Regions from separate parts of the Homo sapiens genome. Here region 2 is linked to region 1. A link is an interaction called in ENCODE POLR2A ChIA-PET data of the cell type or tissue named here. Cell type or tissue: HepG2. All regions are shown on one strand. Links, peaks and the distances in the headings refer to the core of each region. The heading gives the core; the rest is flanking DNA. Region 1 has its middle 3.8 kb from the start of RPS4Y1. Region 2 holds the start of SRY (sex determining region Y).

Region 1 (2,921 bases), core at 236-2,735:
CTCCCGTTATCCTACTCAACTGGCTAAGAACAAAAAACGAACCCAGCTTCCAGTTCCTATCATTAACGTTCATGGAATGGGAAGCATGGGAAATCATGGCCTTATCAAATTATAAGGATGCCAGCAGTCAAGCCTTTCCTGCAGTGACAAAAATGAAAGCTCATAGTAGAGGCGGGCAGATCACGAGCTCAGGAGATCAAGACGATCCTGGCTAACACGGTGAAACGCTGTCTCTACTGAAAATACAAAAAAGTAGCCAGGCATGGTGGCACGTGCCTGTAGTCCCAGCTACTCGGGAGGCTGAGGCAGGAGAATCGCTTGAATGTGTGAGGCAGAGGTTGCAGTGAGCCGAGATCGCGACACTGCACTCCAGCCTGGGTAGCAGAGCCAGACTCTGTCTCAAAAAAAAGACCTTGAGGTCCACAATGAATTTCTCTTTTGGGGCAATTGTGAGGAATCTATGTAGCTTTTTTTTTTTTTTTTCCTGAGACAGAGTCTTTCTCTGTCACCCAGGCTGGAGTGCAGTGGCACGATCTCAGCTCACTGCAAGCTCGCCTCCCAGGTTCACGCCATTCTCCTGCCTCCGCCTCCCAAGTTGCTGTTACTACAGGCGCCCACCACCATGCCTGGCTAATATATATATATATATTTTTTTGTATTTTTAGTAGAGACGGGGTTTCACCACGTTAGCCAGGATGGTCTTGATCACCTGACCTCGTGATGCACCCGTCTCAGCCTCCGAAAGTGCTGGGATTACAGGCATGAGCCACCGCTCCCGGCCCTATGTAGCTTTTTTTTTTAGCTTTGTCTTATTCTCATCTCAGGTTTGCCTGCCACAGTTCCCAGCTTGACTTTTCTCTTTGGCCTCGTAGTGATTTGGGGGTTCCAACATTTATTTTTCCTTTCACACTCTCTTAGTTGAGTAGTGCCATATGCATAATTTCAAAATAATCAAGGTGTAAGAAAATGTAACAAACTACTTGGCAATATACACTCCTACCTTAAATCAGGGATTGGGTGATAAAGCTTCCTTCCAAACAGTAAGCAAATTGATGTGTTTACTGAGCACTTATTCTGTGCCAGGCATGCGTTTTCACTTTTCACATGGCCTAAGTGTGTTGAAAGAGCCTTAGCCAAACAGGCTAAGGGATGTGGTAATGTGGCAGGCCAGGTCTCACTAACACAGGCCTCTATAACAACTGTTTCAGCACTGACTGATGGGTTAAGTTAAATATTAAAAGCTGAAAAAGCCAGTGTCCTTATACAAAGGCTGGAATGCAACAAAAGTCCACCAAGAGTTTTCCCCAGGCCTTTCCTGAACCTTAAAAGCATGATTAAACAAGTTTTACTGGGGATCTGAAGAAACTCTTCAGGCCTTCACAAAAAAGTTTCTTAGGGGGTCTGAAGGAACTTCTCAAACCTTTATGATTTAGCAGGTGACAAGTATAATCATCCCAGCACCTGCACCCACTGAGATTAAGCAAATTTACGGAGACTCCAGAGGAAAGTCTTCAGGACTCAGACCTTGCTTGTAGATTAAAAGAAGTATTCACATATGTCTTTAGATGAATGCACACTTACATGTAGATATAGAGCTTAGAAGCTATAGAAGCTCTGGAAAACTTTGTAATTTTGAGTCGGCCTGGCAATAATTTCCAGGCCTTCTCCCTGTAACCGCTTGTAGAAATAAAAACTCTTCCTCCCTCCCTCTGGAGGGAAAACATGCAACTGGCACTTGTACACTCCTAAGGTCAGAGACATCTGACTCTAAGATTGGGGGATGCACAGGTAGGGGAATTCTTCAGACCTCACCCTCTCCAAAGGAGAGGCCCTTGGCAGGGGTTCTGAGGTCTAGTACTAAGCCCTCCTTAGAATTTTCTCTGAATTGCCATACTGCTTGTCCCGAATATTGTTTGGAACCTGGAGTTTGCAGTTGAATGGGAAAGTGGGATGACATTGCATGTATCCAGGTTTTTGTACTGCTGTCTTAAGCAAGGGGCCTGGTTAATGTGTGACACTCTCATTTAGTGCTGTTTGGCCCCAGTACCCTTTGGAGTCGGGGGAGGTTTGGCCTTTAAAAATCTGCCATGGAGACTCCTTCAGCAGAAATTTTGGTTCACAGACTTCACTGAATTATCTGTTCAGGCAAACAGGCTAAAATCAGCAAGCTTATGTTGCTATCTCATGGCTGATGTTCTAAGCTATTGGATCTTTGTTTATGTGTGTGTATACAGGTCTAATGTGTTAATTTATATGTACACTTATTGTCATATGGTGTGTCTACCAAATTGGCTTATAACTAAGAGTGCTCATAAATTAAGTAAATAAGTATAAGCAATTTTCAAGTTCATGTGACTCAAATATAACTTTACTGAACAAGGTGGCTTTAAAATTATTTAAACTAATTTTAAAAATTATTTTAGAATAAAAATAGAAATGCCTTCTGAATTGTCAGCATACATTTTGTCTGAATTTTATGTTTGTCTTTGCTAGCTATTTTAACATGTCAGTGTTTGGCACAGAAGGTTATAAAACTATAAACTCAGCCAAAACAAAATTATCTTGGTTTGCATGCTTTCTGTTGATGAATGAGAGTAACTTATGAAAGGAAAATATTTTGCGCTCCCCAAAATCACTAAGCTGAAGAGAAAATTCAAGCTGGGAATGCTTATGGCCAACCTGCCTTCTATTGTATTCAAACTCACCCCTCTGCTCATTAAGATAAATGCATATCCGACTGCCTACCTCAGAAAGGCTTATCAGAAACTCAAAAAAATGCTACCGTTTGTTTCCCACCTATCTGTGACCTGGAAGTTCCCAACCCCCCTCCCCACTTTGAGTTGCCCTACCTTTCCACATGGAACCAATTTCATTTTACGTGTGTTAATTGATGTATCATGTCTCTCTTGTTCAAAATGTCA
Region 2 (2,921 bases), core at 270-2,769, 51 kb after region 1:
CACTGAAACTGTTTTGAGTTCTTAGGTCATATTTTTTTTTCTCTAAACGAAACAATTACTTTTCTAAAAGTCAAATGTTAGCCATCCTAGAAGTTGGGCATAAAATACTTGTAAGTATATGCTAATATTCTGATACTTAATGCCTGTGAAAAATGTGTATAGAATTTTCAATTTTTAAATAGAAGTGAAGAAAAAGCGATAATAATTACTATAAATTCAATATGCAGTTATGTATGTATGTGTGTGGTTAAGACAATTAGGTTCTCATTAAGCTTTGTTTTTTTAAAGATAACATACACATATATTGATAATGATAAACAATTCATATAGCTTTTTGTGTCCTCTCGTTTTGTGACATAAAAGGTCAATGAAAAAATTGGCGATTAAGTCAAATTCGCATTTTTCAGGACAGCAGTAGAGCAGTCAGGGAGGCAGATCAGCAGGGCAAGTAGTCAACGTTACTGAATTACCATGTTTTGCTTGAGAATGAATACATTGTCAGGGTACTAGGGGGTAGGCTGGTTGGGCGGGGTTGAGGGGGTGTTGAGGGCGGAGAAATGCAAGTTTCATTACAAAAGTTAACGTAACAAAGAATCTGGTAGAAGTGAGTTTTGGATAGTAAAATAAGTTTCGAACTCTGGCACCTTTCAATTTTGTCGCACTCTCCTTGTTTTTGACAATGCAATCATATGCTTCTGCTATGTTAAGCGTATTCAACAGCGATGATTACAGTCCAGCTGTGCAAGAGAATATTCCCGCTCTCCGGAGAAGCTCTTCCTTCCTTTGCACTGAAAGCTGTAACTCTAAGTATCAGTGTGAAACGGGAGAAAACAGTAAAGGCAACGTCCAGGATAGAGTGAAGCGACCCATGAACGCATTCATCGTGTGGTCTCGCGATCAGAGGCGCAAGATGGCTCTAGAGAATCCCAGAATGCGAAACTCAGAGATCAGCAAGCAGCTGGGATACCAGTGGAAAATGCTTACTGAAGCCGAAAAATGGCCATTCTTCCAGGAGGCACAGAAATTACAGGCCATGCACAGAGAGAAATACCCGAATTATAAGTATCGACCTCGTCGGAAGGCGAAGATGCTGCCGAAGAATTGCAGTTTGCTTCCCGCAGATCCCGCTTCGGTACTCTGCAGCGAAGTGCAACTGGACAACAGGTTGTACAGGGATGACTGTACGAAAGCCACACACTCAAGAATGGAGCACCAGCTAGGCCACTTACCGCCCATCAACGCAGCCAGCTCACCGCAGCAACGGGACCGCTACAGCCACTGGACAAAGCTGTAGGACAATCGGGTAACATTGGCTACAAAGACCTACCTAGATGCTCCTTTTTACGATAACTTACAGCCCTCACTTTCTTATGTTTAGTTTCAATATTGTTTTCTTTTCTCTGGCTAATAAAGGCCTTATTCATTTCAGTTTTACTGGTATTTCATTTTAAACTTAATTTCAAGACAAGTTGTGTCAACACGATTAACATGCAAAGAAATAAGACATCCAGAAGTGAGCCTGCCTATGTTTGTGGCCGTCAGAGTACTAACTTGATACAAACGGACACTGTGGCTTACTTTAAATGCTCTAATGAGAAACACACTTGAAAATTGTACCAAAAAAAATCACACTTCTATATGCAGCGTGTTAAGCAGTCCTCTCTAGACCGTGTATTCATTGGTCTTTCAGCTACTTTGTACGTGTCTATAAATTGCAGGTAACTAAGGAATGGATATGTAAGCAGGATCAAACTTGTTTCTTTCTCTCCCCTTCACGCTGTGGAAAAAACCAGTTTTACCTCCACTTGCAATTCAGTTCCTTTACTCCATATAAATCCAAACGGTTGACATTTCCTTTCAACTAGTTATAAAATGCCTCTGGTAAAACAAAATATTTAATTCCTTGTCATTTTTGTATCTCTATGAAACTTATCATTTTGCCTTTCTTCTGAAAACTATCTTTTAAAATGGCAATCTACTTGTTTCCATGGCCTATTAACTTTTAAGCCTGTGGAATGAAAAATACAGAATTTTCATTCTCAACAGGAATGTTGAGAACGCCGACTACCCAGATTATGGAGATGGAAGGGCGGGGGCTGGTGACCCAACTGGTTTAATTTGATGGGATTTAAATAAAAATGTAATGCCAAGACTTCATAAAATTTGCACATAAGCTAAAGCAGGAAACTAGAAGTTTACAAATAACTGTAAACCACAGTTTAAAGTATAAATTACAAATAAATTTTTCTACAATAAAAATAAATCAAAAGTCAAAATTAATGGTATGTATCAAAGTCAGCTTTCCAATATTTCAAAACTTTTCAGAGACATTACCTTAAATAATAAAACTCAAACACTAAAAGAGTGTATATTAGAGATGGATGTCATGTTTCTCAAAGTTCAGGGTTTAAAAAAAGCTTTATTCCAGAGACAATATTACTTAATCTGAGCTTTATGCCAAATGAGAACTGTATATTGCCCATTACCTTTTAAACACTGACTCAAAACTACTTTGTAATATTTAAAACCACTCTTTTCACTCTCCCAAAAATAACACCCATTCTGACCTTCATTACCATACATTAATTTTCCTTTTCTTGAACCTCTGACACAGATTCTCTGTTTGACCAAACTTTAGTCAGGTTTCTGAACCTTCTCCTAGACTCGCCTGTGCACTTCCTTGCCAAACTCAGTTTTGGCAAAGAACTCTCCTAAGCCAGGTTAGCCAGACTGTACCCCCACCGCATATCTGATCACACTCAACACTTGATCGATCACCCTCAATATCTGATCAGGTTTCTCATCCTCCACCACCCTCTAGGTGATGTCTGATCAGCCTAGCCTGTCTTCAGCAAGAATCCTCCTTATCTATGATGTCTTCTCTTAGTGATTGTCCATCCATTGACCCTACTCCCTGCTCC

What was found. Peaks named below come from ENCODE experiments on the same cell type or tissue, not always from the same donor. Only the 100,000 strongest peaks of a DNase experiment are listed, where the experiment ranks them.
Region 2: POLR2A ChIA-PET joins it to region 1 with 8 read pairs; 2 of 35 experiments call an interaction of 5 or more read pairs at or near these places.

Annotation. Positions count from the first base shown.
Region 1 is chrY:2,836,363-2,839,283 of GRCh38, reverse strand. No RefSeq gene overlaps it. Among named protein-coding and RNA genes, the nearest start is that of RPS4Y1, 3.8 kb to the left of the region's middle. In HepG2, for the core only: no CTCF peak of the experiment used is centred there; DNase peaks (open chromatin) are centred at 1,173 and 2,014; H3K4me3 peaks cover 778 bases.
Region 2 is chrY:2,785,362-2,788,282 of GRCh38, reverse strand. SRY (sex determining region Y) reads left to right here and starts at 601. Exons shown (of 1, transcript NM_003140.3): 1 at 601-1,428. The coding sequence starts at 680. The coding sequence ends at 1,294. RefSeq lists promoters at 270-583, 1-583, 1-679. In HepG2, for the core only: no CTCF peak of the experiment used is centred there; no DNase peak of the experiment used is centred there; H3K4me3 peaks cover 1,854 bases.